Linked DNA regions of Homo sapiens: all the other regions are linked to region 2. A link is a contact called in ENCODE Hi-C or POLR2A ChIA-PET data. All regions are on one chromosome and are shown on one strand. The core of a region is the stretch at or near the end of the contact, and the rest is flanking DNA. Distances in the headings are between cores, read along the strand shown.

Region 1 (2,700 bases), core at 173-2,672, 420 kb before region 2:
CCCCATGACAAGCTGTCATAGTTACCCAGTTATGACATCAGGGACAGGTCCCGGGAAGGGAGTAGGAGCAGCAGAGCATGGCTGGCTGCCTCTGGGCTTGTGTTTTTAATGCTAACCTCGGCTCAAGTCAAGATGAAGGTCAAGGAACTCGAAAGCTTTCCCCGCTGCTTAGAATGCAGATGCTGCCAGCCAACACCAGAAGGAAAGAAGTGGTGCACCGGGAGGGGTGGGCAGGCACGGGGTGGGGTGAGGGATACAGAAATTCCAGCCTTGGTTACACATCTTGGGCTATCAGCTAAGTAGTCTCCACTGCAATAGCTCCCCTGAAGGTGCAAGACCACAAGTTTTGGAGGAGGAGAAAGTTGACCCTAATGATAATCGGATCCAATTCCTTTTGCAAATGAGGAAACTGAAGACCACAGCAGCAGCAACGTTACTCAAGAACCAAGTTGGTGGCAGGGCTGGGCTCAGGATGTGGGGTTCCTGAATTCAAGGCCAAATTTGCCCTTTTGCAGGAAGGAAACTGCCAGTTTTTCATGGCAGTAGGGGAGGGCAGCTTTCCTCCAGTACAGAGACTATCTTTTGTACTTAGTGGGAGTTCAGGAAATGCTGAGTGGCTTATGGTGGGCTGGCATCTGCTCCAGGAAGGGCTGCAGGAGTCTGATTTATCTCCACCCCAGCACAGGGTATAGCACCCACTGGGTGCTCAACGCATTTGTTGATGAAGGACTAACACCTATTGAGTGCTCGCCATGCAGTGCTGGGTGCCTTCTTTGAATGTCACATTTAACCCTTCCAGCAACCCTAGAATTAGGTACCATTACTATCCCGCTTTTTTTTTTTTTCCCTGCAAACAGGCTCAGGTTAAGTAATTCCTCAGAATTCCAAACCTGACTGCTTTTAAGCACGACGATGACTCTCAATGAATGTTGAAAGCAGATGCGCCCCAGAGTAGGGCTTCTCAGACTTTGACCGTAGGGACCTCCTGGGGTCCGTAAAATGTCCACTCTGATCCAGCAGGGCTGGGCTGGGGCGGGGATTCTGTCAAGCGCCCGGGTGGTGCCTCCACTGCAGGGAGCCGCTCACGAGCCGAACCCGGCGGTCCCTGTAATCATGAAAGACTGAAGCGACCCCTAGGTGTACCTCCGCCACGAAATGTTTATTGGGCCCTGCATTTAATTCAGGGAAGGAAGTTACCGCGCTTGCCAGTTTACAAAGATACACAAACGGCCTGGACCGGGATGGGGCGAGGACCCCTGAGACTCCAGGGCGGTGGCGTCTTCCCCCCGGGACGCGCCCAGGAGTGGCGCGCGGGGCCCCCGCGTCACGGCGCCCGCGCTCCGCAGCTCCCGGAGCCCGGCGGGCCCGCCCCAGGGGCGGGACGGGGCGGCTCCCGGCGCGAGCCCCCGCCCAGCTGATCCGCCGCTCTCCGCCTCGCTTGCTCCTGCCGGGCGTGCAGGGCCCCGCCGCCGCCATGTCGGGCTCGTTCGAGCTCTCGGTGCAGGATCTCAACGACCTGCTCTCGGACGGCAGCGGCTGCTACAGCCTCCCGAGCCAGCCCTGCAACGAGGTCACCCCGCGGATCTACGTGGGCAACGCGTGAGTCCCTTTCGCGAGCCCGGCCCCGCCGTCCCTCTCGGGACGCCCCGCCCACCCGAGGCTGGGGTCGGGGTGTCGCGAGTCTTGGGTTGGGGGAGCCCGGGCGCGATGGCCCCTCCGGGAGCCACAGCGGGGGCTTGGGAGGGGCCTGGAGTCGACGCCTACCCCCGCGCGTGGGGCCAAGGAACTGGAACCCTGCCTGGCCGGGCGCGGCCCTTCCCCGTGGCGGGGTGCACGGAGCCCGGGTGGCGCCTGCCCGGGTCCCAGCCGCCACCCGCTTGGGGCTTGGCCTTGGGCGGGGTCGGGGCTACCATGTTCACTTAACAGGTGACCCTCGGTCGCCCGGCCGGTCTCCTGCCCGCGCGTCATGTGACAGCTGCCTGGTTCTGCAGTGAGGTCACCGCGGAATGTCTGCCTTCGCCGCCATGGCAACGGGCCGACGTCACAATTCGGGCATGGAATTTTCCCGGCCCGGCAGTCCCGGATCAGGGAACCTAAACACCCCAAATGAGCGAGTCCGGGGAGCTGGGCCGGGATTTCCAGGCCCCCACCTTCCAGATGTGATTTGATTTACAGGAGATTCTAGAACGGTCCAGTGATAACCCCCCTAAGGACCTGAGCCACCACCTAGAAAAGGCTCTTGACCTTTCACCCCCAGGCTCTGTCACCCAGGCTGGAGTGCAATGGCGAGATCTCGGCTCACTGCAACCTCTGCCTCCTGGGTTCAAGCAATTCTCCTGCCTCAGCCTCCCGAGTAGCTGGGATTACAGGCGCCCGCCACCACGCCTGGCTACTTTTTGTATTTTTAGTAGAGACGGGGTTTCACCATATTGGCCAGGCTGGTCTCTTGGCCAGGCTGGTCTCAAACTCCTGACCTCATGATCCGCCCACCTCGGCCTCCAAAAGTGCTGGGATTACAGGCGTGAGCCACCGCACCCGGACAGTAAGAGATTTTTTTTAATTTAAATTTTAAATTTTTTTTCTAGTAAGAATGTCTAATCAGCAGGAAAGAACCAGTGTTAACATTCTGAGATGTGAAATAGGAGCCTCAAGAAAGAATATATTAGCATGCCTGTACAGCCTTGGAAAGCCTCAAGTTGG
Region 2 (2,700 bases), core at 201-2,700:
TAAAGCAAGTACAGCAAGATGACTTTAGGTGATGGGCATACGGGTGTTCACCAAACAATTCTTTCAACGTATGTGTGAAAAAAAGTTTAAAGTAATGTTGGATGCCAGCTAGGTCAGGACGAGATGGGGAGGGGGAGGGGGAAGGGAGGGGGAGGGGATGCGGAGGGGAAGGGAGGCGGAGGGAGAGGGGAGGGGAAGGGGAGGGGGAGGAGGAGGAAAGAAGAGCCTCCTAGAGCTCTTCGTGTCTTTTCCGTTGTGGGTTTTTCCTCCTGAAGGGCAATGAAGCCGAAGGAGCTTTCCCAAGATTCCAGTGATTTACAGGCGCTTTTCTGTTCAGTGGTTGGCAGGCAGGGCACGGCGGGGCATGCAAATTTAAAATGGCTGCTTCTCTCGGGAGTTATGGGAGCAAAAAAGGAAAGTGAATATCCTCCAAAATAGTAACAATATTACTTACGCAGGTGTTCAGATTTGGATAAAGATACACAATCTCAACGTAGGAGAGAGAGTTATTCAGGGTGCTATCTGTCACCCTGAGGTTAGGATGTGTGGGAGAAGGAGTACAGTGGCCGATCGTTAACATTTTCGTTTTGAAAACGGTGTTGATACAGTGGAAGGCTTGTGGTGTTGCTGGCCCTTGATCGCTGGAAGGATTCCGAGGTGTAGTTTTCGAAGCGGGAGTTTTGTTCGCATTGGGCGCTTAGCGTCTGTTACTGTCGCTAACGGGAGATTGTCAACGTGTTTGCATTGGGCCATTTGCATCAGTTGGGACCGTTGTTACTGACCTCCTAGGTTGTGTGTTGCGTTTACACGCTTAAATCCGGGTTTCACGGTCTCTTAGTACTCGCGTATTTAAGCTCATCGCGCGTACCTTACTTCTACGCGTTCACGTCGGTTCGTCCGGGCCTATCAGCGCCGCTGCTTTTAAATTGGCCGTGTGCGCTTTACGTTTGCACCTTTACGTCGGATCACTGGGGTCCATCAGCGCCGTAGTTTTTGAGCTGGCCGGGCGTGCTTTCGAGCGCTTAGTTGCTTTCGGTTTCACTTGGTTGCGGCGTGACGATCATTGAGTTAAAGGTTACTGCACTCACTTCAGTCGCCATCGGTCTCCGTAATCTGACTGCCCTTTGCTATTACTTGCTTCACTCACATACGATATGCGGACGGTCCTATTTAAGTTGAGCGCCCATACTTCACTATCCCAAGTGGGACTGCTTTTTCATTTACGTGTCTCTATCCGAGGCAGTATAAACATCTTTCCATTCAAGTTTACCGCATGTGTTTCACTATCGAGAGTCGGACTGCTTTTGGATTTACGTGGCTTTGTGGGATGCGGTATGAAGATCGTTGCATTCAAGTTTACCGCCTCTACTTCACTGCAGAATCTGACTGCCGTCAGATCTGTATGACAGATTGTTGCATTCGTTTTCTGCGGGTACGTCACTATCCAGTCTACTTTTTCCATTGACGTGGCTGAGTCATATGTAGTATGACTGTCAGAGACGTTGGAACCTGAAGCGACCCCATTTTGAGTGAGGGCTAGAAAAATGAGGCCGGGACTTACGGGCCTGCATTCTCAGAAGGATATTCCTAGCTTTCAGATACTTACGGTTAAGGGAACAAATTAATGTTTACTGAAGAGACCCGAGTGTCCAGATAGCTGGATATCTGGAGAACAAAGGCGTTCCTAATTTTGCTTTAAAGGTAGTAATAGGGATTCTTGCAAAATGTAATAATTAAAGTTAATTATCACAAACCCTTGTAACAGAACACCTCTCCCCATGTGTACAAGCATTGTACCTAGGGTGGATACGTTCCTTCTCTTAGTTTCAGGAACGCCCTTCTCTGTCTGTGGAGTAGCTGTTCTTTCACCACTTTACTTTCTTAATAAACTTGCTTTTATTTTGCACCGCGGACTTGCCCTGAGTTATTTCTTGCGCGAGACCCAAGAACCCTCTCTTTGGGTCTGGATCGGGGCCCTTTTCCTGTGACGTATTTCTGGCCACCACAGATGGGACTATAGTGCTTTGGGGAAGTGTTGGGGTCCTATAACATATTTCTGGCGAATGATGGAAGGGACGATACTGAAGAAACTCCCCCAACCCAAAGGAAGTAGACTGCAGCACTGCAGTAGTCAGTAGACTGACTTTGGGTAAGTGGTGGAGTGCCCGGGTAAAGAATGGGATTGGGTTAGAGGCCCAACTTAATGGAGTTAGAGTCTTTCCTAAAAGAGAGTGGGTTAGAGGCCCCTCTTAATAAAAGGCAAGGACACTTGACCGACCTCGGGTTAGAGGCCCGACCGAGGAGGGTTAGAGGCCCCTCCCAGTAAAGCCCCTCTCGGCTAAAAAACAGGTTTGACACCGCAGGCTATGCTCTTTGTATTAGTCTGCCTCGTCCTCCTTGTCTTGGTTGCTGTCTCCGTTTCAGTGTCATTTTCAGGAGACTTCATTTAACTGGTCTTAGGGATTTTAACTGATTCTTCTCCTATGTCCCTCCCGATTTCTGTCCGTTTGCTTGTGAAACACTGGGAACCAAAAGCATTGGAGGATCCGGCTCTAAAATTGCTGATTGAGATTTGATATTTAACAGCTATGAGCAGTAAGATTCGATAGATGTGGTTGTGTTTTGTTGCTGCTGTGCTGAGTGTGATTGAGAAGCACTAGGATGGAAATCAGGGGACTTTTCTCCTTGCTGTTTTGTTTG
Region 3 (2,700 bases), core at 137-2,636, 360 kb before region 2:
TCCTCTGACCAGAAAGCTGAGTGTTTAAGACTTTTCACATTCGCTTGTTTTGTTGCAAGGAGCTAGTAAGAGCTCAGCCTGGCCTCTCCCAAAACCACTCATAAAGGAGCAGCAGACATGGTGCAGCCAACAGAGACTTCAGGGAACAAGGATGGCTGTGACTTGTGCAGAGCAATTCTGGGATCCTGGAACCTGAAATACATCTCCTCCCCAGAAATTTAGCCTGAAATTTCTTTAACCAAGATCAAAAGGTGAACCTTGCTTCTAATAATCACAGAGGACTGAATGTGTTCTGCGAAGGAGAGCCACACTGGTCTAAATTATTTCCAACTAACGTGTAAATGACTGATAGAGGTTTTTGGTTTTTTTGTTTTGTTTTTGTTGATTTTTTTTTTTTCCTAAATGCTAGTTTGGTGAGAAGGTAAAAAGAGTTATAAAAGTGCAACACCAAGGCGGGTGGATCGCGAGGTCAGGAGTTCGATACCAGCCTGGCCAACATGGTGAAACCCCATCTCTACTAAAAGTACAAAGAATTAGCTGGGCGTGGAGGCGCGCCCCCGTAATCCCAGCTCCTCGGAGGCTGAAGCAGGAGAATCGCTTGAACCCGGGAGGCGGAGGTTGCAGCGAGCCGAGATCGCGCCATTGCACTCCAGCCTGGGTGACAGAGCGAGACTCCGTCTCAAAAAAAAAAAAAAAAAAAAAAAAAAAAAAAAAAGCAACAAGCCCTCTCGCCTAGTCTCTCCTTTGTCGTCCAGACCCTCGCGGCCGCGGGCGTTCGTGGTTCGTCCCCTCCGCCCCCTCCGTCCCCTCCGCCCTTTCCGCCGCGCTGACTCGCCGCTTCCTCCTGGGCTCCATCGCCCCAAACCCGGGACTGCACTTCCCGGCAGACGCCGCGGCCAATGAGGGAGGGGCTGAGGATTTGGCGGCGGCGGCGCCCCGAGAGTCGGGGTGACGGGGCTTTGTGCGCTGAGGCGGAGGCTGCCAGCACGGAGGCGGAGGCCCAGGGGCTGTGCACAGGTCACCGCGGAGAGACGTGCGATTTCCCAGCCGAGCGCCGAGGACCCTGCTGCCCAGGCCAGGCTGCCAGCCGTAGGCTCCTCTCTGGCGGCAGCGGGGGCGCGGCGACACCCGTCTCTCGGCCTCCCCTTCCCACCCCACCTCCGGAGCCTTCCTCCTGCCGCAGCACGCCTGGCCTGGTCCGGCTGTGGCCCTCCTCGATCTCCGTGTCCCTCCTGTGATCGCATTGAGACGGCCGGGCGGTTAGAACGGGACAAACTGAAGGCCCGATGAGAGAAAGGGAAAGTTAAGAATGCTGGAGCAGAACAATGGATTTCTCTTTCTCTTTCATGCAAGGGATCACGGGAAACACAGTTCAACAACCACCTCAACTCACTGACTCCGCCAGCATCCGTCAGGAGGATGCCTTTGATAACAAAATTGACATTGCTGAAGATGGTGGCCAGACACCATACGAAGCTACCTTGCAGCAAAGCTTTCAATACTCACCTACAACAGATCTTCCTCCACTCACAAATGGCTACCTGCCATCAATCAGCATGTATGAAATTCAAACCAAATACCAGTCGCATAATCAATATCCTAATGGGTCAGCCAATGACTTTGGCGCAGCTAGAAACTTTAGCCCCACTGACTATTACCATTCAGAAATTCTAAACAGAAGACCACATTAAATTCTAGAAAACCCTTCCCCTCCACAGCCACCACTTCGGTACCACAAACTGTGATTCCAAAGAAGAGTGGCTCACCTGAAGTTAAACTAAAAATAACCAAAACTATCCAGAATGGCAGGGAATTGTTCAAGTCTTCCCTTTGTGGAGACCTTTTAAATGAAGTACAGGCAAGTGAGCACACGAAGTCAAAGCATGAAAGCAGAAAAGAAAAGAGGAAAAAACCCAAAAAGCATGACTCATCAAGATCTGAAGAGCGCAAGTCACACAAAATCCCCAAATTAGAACCAGAGGAACAAAATAGACCAAATGAGAGGGTTCACACCATATCAGAAAAACCAAGGGAAGATCCAGTACTAAAAGAGGAAGCCCCAGTTCAGCCAATACTATCTTCTGTTCCAACAACAGAAGTGTCCACTGGTGTTAAGTTTCAAGTTGGTGATCTTGTGTGGTCCAAGGTGGGAACCTATCCGTGCTGGCCTTGTATGGATTGAAGTGATCCCCAGCTGGAGGTTCATACCAAAATTAACACAGGAGGTGCCCGAAAATATCATGTCCAGTGTTTTAGCAAACAGCCAGAGAGGGTGTGGGTTCATGAAAAATGGGTACAGGAGTATAAAGGTCATAAGCGGTATGAAGAATTACTGGCTGAGGCAACCAAACAAGCCAGCAATCACTCTGAGAAACAAAAGATTTGGAAACCCTGACCTCAGAGAGAACATGCTCAATGGGATTTTGGCATTGCCCATGCAGAGAAAGCATTGAAAATGACTTGAGAAGAAAGAATAGAACAGTATACTTTTATCTATATTGATTAACAGCCTGAAGAGGGTTTATCCCAAGCAAAAAAGAATGTTGGGGCCGGGCGCGGTGGCTCACGTCTGTAATCCCAGCACTTTGGGAGGCCCAGGCGGGCGGATCACAAGGTCAGGAGATTGAGACCATCCTGGCTAACACGGTGAAACCCCGTCTCTACTAAAAAAATACAAAAAAATTAGCCGGGCATGGTGGT
Region 4 (2,700 bases), core at 31-2,530, 340 kb before region 2:
CACTTCACCTCCTCAGGGCGTTGTGGGGACCTTCAAAGCCGTAAAGCCCTTTGTAAATGGTAACGCCTAACACAAATAGGAGAGCACGCTGCCCTCTCTGGGTAGGCCCCTCATCTGGGTCCTGGTTCCAGTCTGGTACTGAGCCTCTGGAGGACAAGGGTCACATTTATTCCAATTTCTCTTCTGCATGCCCCAGTGCCCACTGAGCACAGTGGGAATACAAACACATTTATTATGCACTCTGCATATGACTAGAAGGAACTTTGGAGCTCAGATCCACCCTTTACACAGATGGGGAAAATCAAGGCTCACACCACAAGGTGAGCTTGGTGGTATCTTTACAACTCCAGGTAGTGACAAAACCAGGATGCAGATTCTGAGGAATGAACGAGTGAGAGAATGAAGGGAAATGGGGCAACAGTCAGCATGAGCAAGGGCTGACCTATGGTGGGTCTTAGCCTTTACTGTGCTCAGTGGCCCCACAGCACCATCGTCTCTCCAAGGAGCACGGAAGCAGCCCCCCGTGTGGGGTATGGGCACAGACCCCAGGGCCCAGGCAGGCAGGGGATGTGCCAGTGGTCCTTGCCACGGGCCACCAGCTTTGCCACCCTGCTCCAGGGCCCTGGCCTCTCCCCAGGGTGCAGGACGCCACTCCCAGGCACTCTGGCTCCGTTTCTTACCAGGCTGCTCTGGGATGGCAGCATCCCAGCATCGCTATAAATAGCATCTCTCCTGGGCCCCAGACGGCCAGTTGGCAAACACTATAATTTGCTGAAAAGTTTGGAATGTGTCTAAAAATGAAGAAGGCAAATGAGACCAGCCATGAGGGGGAGCAACCGGCGTATCCATTTCAGAGAGGGGCTGAGCCTCACTCCTGCTTCTTGCCAACTTCTTTACAAGGGCACTGCAGGCAAAGCTTCAGGGAGAGGGGACAAATATGAGTCTAGGAAAGAACTATTGTCATTTCCAGCATCAGCTGTGGCGGCTACCTCTTGTATTGGCCTCACCCCTGACCTTCCTGTCCTAACCAAAGAACGAGAGGAACTGCCACTGCTTAACCCTTTGTTGGGCTGTGCTAATGAAATTGAAGGGAACATGGTGAGCATGCGAGGACTGTGAGAGCCAGAAAGAAACCCCCAAAATAATTTCATTCAATAGTTTCATCCAAACTCTCCCAGTTTGCAAATGAGGAAGTGACTTGACAAAGGCCGGGCACCAAGTTGAAGCAGAACCAGATTTTGGCCAAGGTCCCTGGGCTCCCAGCTGGGTGCTGGGCATTGGATCCCAGGCCTGCTGTGAGGGCTGGCTCTCTTAGGGAAAGGGGAAGGGTCCCATGGCTCTCCCATCATGCTGAAGGTTGACACCTGACAAGTCACTGCAGCTTTCCCTTGTTCTGCTCTGATTCTCATTCTACTCTAAGGAGGCACAGCCACCATTATCCTGATTTTATGGCTGAACAGGCCGAGCTTCAGGGTAGAAACTCATCCTCATCCACAAAGCCATGGGAAGGCTTGATTAGAATTTACCACTCTGTCCCCAGACACTCTGGGCTGTTCCCACCTTCAGGTAGAACTCACTGCCTCAAAAGCCACCTTTTACTGTTCTTTGTCTTATCTTCTGGGATTGTGATTTTCCCTGTAGGAAAAATCATGGACAATGGCAGTAGACTGGCGTGGTGGCTCACACCTGTAATCTCAGCACTCTGGGAGGCCAGGCAGGTTGAGACCAGCCTGGCCAACATGGTGAAACCCTGTCTCTACTCAAAATATAAAAATTAGCTGGGCGTGGTGGTGGGAGCCTGTAGTCCCAGCTATCAGGGATGCTGAGGCAGGAGAATCGCTTGAACCCGGGAGGTGGAGGTTGCAGTGAGCCGAGATTGTGCCACTGCACTCCAGCCTGGGCAACAGAGTGAAACTCCATCTCAAAAAAAAATTCTGAAGTAGAGCCCCAGATCCAGCAGTCTCACTGTATGATCTTGGGCAAGTCACTTCCCTTCACTAAGGCTGAATTTATCCTTATGTAAAACTATAATAAAAATAAAAGCTTCCTTTGGGAGGCCAAAGCGGGCAGATCACGAGGTCAGGAGTTTGAGACCACCCTGGCCAACATGGTGAAACCCAGTCTCTACTAAAAATACAAAAACTAGCTGGCCATGGTGACAGGCACCTGTAATCCCAGCTACTCAGAAGGCTGAGGCAGGAGAATTGTTTGAATCCGGGAGATGGAGGTTGCAGTGAGCCGAGGTCGCACCATTGCACTCCAGCCTGGGCAACAGAGCGAGACTATGTCTCAAAAATAAATAAATAAATAAAAATAAATAATAAAATAAATGAATGAATAAATTAAAGCTTCCATTCACAAAGCACATGGTCACGGGCTTTATGTGCATTTGTTCTCTTTGTCTTCATAACAATCAGACGGGCAAGATATATTCCTATCCTATTTTACAGATGAAGAAATTGAGGCAGGGGGTTAAGTGACTTGTCCGAGATCACATCAGATTTTCACAAGTTGGAAACTCACTGCACCAGATGCTCTGAGGTCCTTTACAGCCTTAATAATTCTGCCTTTTGTGGTTCCAAACACAATAGAAATTAGCAATGGCTCGCTTGGTAGTTCTCAGCTCTTGCCAGCTGAGAGGCTTCATTTGGGGGCAGAAGACAGGGAGTAGGGAGAGTTCACATCTGTGAAAAGTCTGTA
Region 5 (2,700 bases), core at 98-2,597, 340 kb after region 2:
AAGGGAAAATGAGGAACAGAACGTTAACACCAAAGTCAGAAAGTTTTAAAGGCTTGGTCTCCATGCTTCTACTTTGCCACTGCAAGACCACAGTGAATTAAGTCTCATCCCTGCCTGGGTTAGATGTCAGAGCCTGAGACACAATGTAGTTGGACTCCAGTCCACAGGTGGCTGACTCCAAATCTGATATGAGTTAACTCCAAATCTGATGTAAGTTCAAGTTTTGGGACTGTTCCTTAACTTTTTTTTTTTTTTTTTGAGACGGAGTCTCGCTCTGTAGCCCAGGCTGGAGTGCAGTGGCGCGATCTCGACTCACTGCAAGCTCTGCCTCCTGGGTTCATGCCATTCTCCTGCCTCAGCCTCCCAGGTAGCTGGGACTACAGGCGCCTGCCACCACGCCTGGCTAATTTTTTGTATTTTTTAGTAGAGACGGGGTTTCACCGTGTTAGCCAGGTGAATCTCCTGACCTCGTAATCTGCCCGCCTCGGCCTCCCAAAGTGCTGGGATTACAGGCGTGAGACACCGCGCCCGGCCTTTTTTTTTTTCGAGATGGAGTCTCCCTCTGTAGCCCAGGCTGGAGTGCAGCGGCATGATCTTGGCTAACTGCAACCTCCGCCTCCTGGGTTCAAGCAATTCTCCAGCCTCCGCCTCCCTAGTAGCTGGGACTATAGGCACCTGCCACCATGCCTGGCTAATTTTTGTAGTTTTAGTAGAGCTGGGGTTTCACCATACTGGTCAGGCTGGTCTCGAATTCCTGACCTCAGGTGATCCACCCACCCGCCTCGGCCTCCCAAAGTGTTGGGATTACAGGCGTGAGCCACGCCGCCCGGCCCTTTTTTTTTTTTTTTTTAACAGGGTCTCACTCTGTTGCCCAGACTGGAGTGTAGTGGCGCGATCTCGGCTCACCTCCGCCTCCCAGGCTCAAGCGATTCCTCTGCCTCAGCCTCCCAAGTAGCTGAGATTACAGGCGCGCGCCACTACCGCCCGGCTAACTTTTTTATTTTTAGTAAAGACGGGGGTTTCACCATGTTGGCCAGGCTGGTCTTGAACTCCTGACCTCAAATGATCCACCAGCCTCGGCCTCCCAAAGTGCTGGGATTACAGGCGTGAGCCACCGCGCCAGGCCTATCCCTTAAAATAGTTTTTAATTTGAATAAGGTTTACTATGAATAAATAAATCACAGTCGGCTTGATCCCAAGAGCACAGACGTTCCTGGTGCCCCTTTTCGTGCTCTCCCAGCTTGCGCCACTATGGCCCTGGCCCTTTAAGGCTGAGCGCGAGGCCCCGCCTCGCCCGGCGCCCCGCCCCTCCCGCTGGATCCCGCAGCCGCGGCTCTTCCCGACGCGTTCCGCCTTCCCCAGCTGTGCACTCTCCATCCAGCTGTGCGCTCTCGTCGGGAGTCCCAGCCATGTCCGACGAGAGAGAGGTAGCCGAGGCAGCGACCGGGGAAGACGCCTCTTCGCCGCCTCCGAAAACCGAGGCAGCGAGCGACCCCCAGCATCCCGCGGCCTCCGAAGGGGCCGCCGCCGCCGCCGCCTCGCCGCCACTGCTGCGCTGCCTAGTGCTCACCGGCTTTGGAGGCTACGACAAGGTGAAGCTGCAGAGCCGGCCGGCAGCGCCCCCGGCCCCTGGGCCCGGCCAGCTGACGCTGCGTCTGCGGGCCTGCGGGCTCAACTTCGCAGACCTCATGGCTAGGCAGGGGCTGTACGACCGTCTCCCGCCTCTGCCTGTCACTCCGGGCATGGAGGGCGCGGGTGTTGTGATCGCAGTGGGCGAGGGAGTCAGCGACCGCAAGGTGAGCGGGTTGCGTAGGGCAGGGCAGGGCTGCGCAGGCCACTGGGCAGTGGGGCACGAGTGGGCGAGCGCCGGGGGTGTGGCAGGGCGGGAGAAACTGGCGCGGACCTGGGTGCACGAGCGTGGAAAGCGTAGCCAAGGAACTTGTGTTTGGGGGCTCCTGGAGAGCGGCATTTATGTGGGGAGGGGAGACGAAATTATCGCCCCTTCCCCAACCATTTTTAGTTGTGGCCGCCGCCCAGAAGCTGTGCTGGTGGGGGGGAAAACAATAAGGTGCCCATGCGCATGCGCACAACCACACTACCGTCCCCACCCCCCCCCCCCCCCCCCATTAAAACCACACCTGTACCCCTACCCACCAAACACTCTCTGGGTAATTGTGGTCTGTGACTATGAGTGACGGTTAGTGCCCCCTTTCCCCGAGGGAGCTTGAGGGGCTATGTCGTCGGGGTTGGGCGGGGGCACAGCGGCCGTGCCAGAGTCCTGGTCACATGCAGCCCCGTGGTCTGTGGGGGTGTGAGGCGGCCCCTCCCAAAGCAAGGCCAAAGAGACGAGACACGCCCATCACGGAGGAGAGAGAGCCTTTGCTACCCCACCGCCACCAGCCTTACACCGCCGATCTGATTTTGGGGTGGGGGAGGCGGGATTGGGTCATCCGATCTTTGTCTTGGGCTCTGTGTCTCCCGTGACTGCAGTATCTCCTCCTCCTGTGACTCAGCCCTCAGCCTTCGGGCCACGACCCGGGGCTGCCCTTGGGAATGCCTGGGGCGGGGAGTGGAAGGGGGGACCCACCTCTGCCTTCCTCCTGCAGAGGACCCCCACTTCAGAAACCCCAGTGCCAGGGGTTTGGACTGGAACGGAGAGGTGCGGCGCCTTGAACTGGTTGGCCAAGTCTGCAGGCCTGT

What was found. A loop is a pair of places that touch in the nucleus more often than their neighbours do. ChIA-PET counts read pairs that join two places held with the same protein, here RNA polymerase II (POLR2A). Pooled maps may share reads with other maps.
Region 1: a pooled map shows a loop between it and region 2 (6-fold over the local background). The contact joins the promoter of DUSP3 here to the enhancer-like site in region 2. A Hi-C loop is called at or near these places in 1 of 168 maps with a recorded cell type or tissue (gastrocnemius medialis) and 6 of 50 pooled maps. POLR2A ChIA-PET finds 5 or more read pairs at or near these places in 5 of 52 experiments (CD4-positive, alpha-beta T cell, HepG2, PC-9 and 2 more).
Region 3: a loop to region 2 is called in a map of naive thymus-derived CD4-positive, alpha-beta T cell, with 4 times the contacts of the local background. The contact joins two enhancer-like sites. A Hi-C loop is called at or near these places in 1 of 168 maps with a recorded cell type or tissue (naive thymus-derived CD4-positive, alpha-beta T cell) and 8 of 50 pooled maps. POLR2A ChIA-PET finds 5 or more read pairs at or near these places in 4 of 52 experiments (BJ, PC-9, activated naive CD4-positive, alpha-beta T cell and 1 more).
Region 4: POLR2A ChIA-PET joins it to region 2 with 10 read pairs in activated B cell. The contact joins two enhancer-like sites. POLR2A ChIA-PET finds 5 or more read pairs at or near these places in 4 of 52 experiments (H1, HepG2, activated B cell and 1 more).
Region 5: a loop to region 2 is called in a map of PC-9, with 6 times the contacts of the local background. The contact joins the promoter of VAT1 here to the enhancer-like site in region 2. A Hi-C loop is called at or near these places in 4 of 168 maps with a recorded cell type or tissue (B cell, PC-9, heart right ventricle and 1 more), 2 of 37 single-sample maps with no recorded cell type and 14 of 50 pooled maps. POLR2A ChIA-PET finds 5 or more read pairs at or near these places in 29 of 52 experiments (A549, B cell, BJ and 24 more).

The regions. Positions count from the first base shown.
Region 1 is chr17:43,777,699-43,780,398 of GRCh38, reverse strand. It overlaps DUSP3 (dual specificity phosphatase 3), which reads left to right and starts at 1,422. Exons shown (of 3, transcript NM_004090.4): 1 at 1,422-1,599. The coding sequence starts at 1,475. RefSeq lists a silencer at 1,242-1,931 and an enhancer at 1,864-2,158.
Region 2 is chr17:43,359,246-43,361,945 of GRCh38, reverse strand. No RefSeq gene overlaps it. Among named protein-coding and RNA genes, the nearest start is that of LINC00910, 28 kb to the left of the region's middle. RefSeq lists silencers at 123-222, 673-732 and enhancers at 983-1,162, 1,208-1,903. Within about 2 kb of position 1,450, at least 38 of the 41 ENCODE cell types and tissues checked have a DNase peak (open chromatin) inside an H3K27ac peak, as active enhancers do; they include B cell, CD4-positive, alpha-beta T cell, CD8-positive, alpha-beta T cell and 6 more, where a contact is called at or near this core.
Region 3 is chr17:43,719,062-43,721,761 of GRCh38, reverse strand. It overlaps the pseudogene WHSC1L2P. Among named protein-coding and RNA genes, the nearest start is that of SOST, 38 kb to the left of the region's middle. RefSeq lists silencers at 739-798, 949-1,058, 1,089-1,158 and an enhancer at 2,598-2,700. Within about 2 kb of position 1,386, at least 34 of the 41 ENCODE cell types and tissues checked have a DNase peak (open chromatin) inside an H3K27ac peak, as active enhancers do; they include PC-9, where a contact is called at or near this core.
Region 4 is chr17:43,694,684-43,697,383 of GRCh38, reverse strand. All of the region lies in intron 3 of LINC02594 (long intergenic non-protein coding RNA 2594), which reads right to left. Among named protein-coding and RNA genes, the nearest start is that of LINC02594, 31 kb to the right of the region's middle. Within about 2 kb of position 1,280, at least 7 of the 41 ENCODE cell types and tissues checked have a DNase peak (open chromatin) inside an H3K27ac peak, as active enhancers do.
Region 5 is chr17:43,021,032-43,023,731 of GRCh38, reverse strand. VAT1 (vesicle amine transport 1) reads left to right here and starts at 1,347. Exons shown (of 6, transcript NM_006373.4): 1 at 1,347-1,796. The coding sequence starts at 1,410.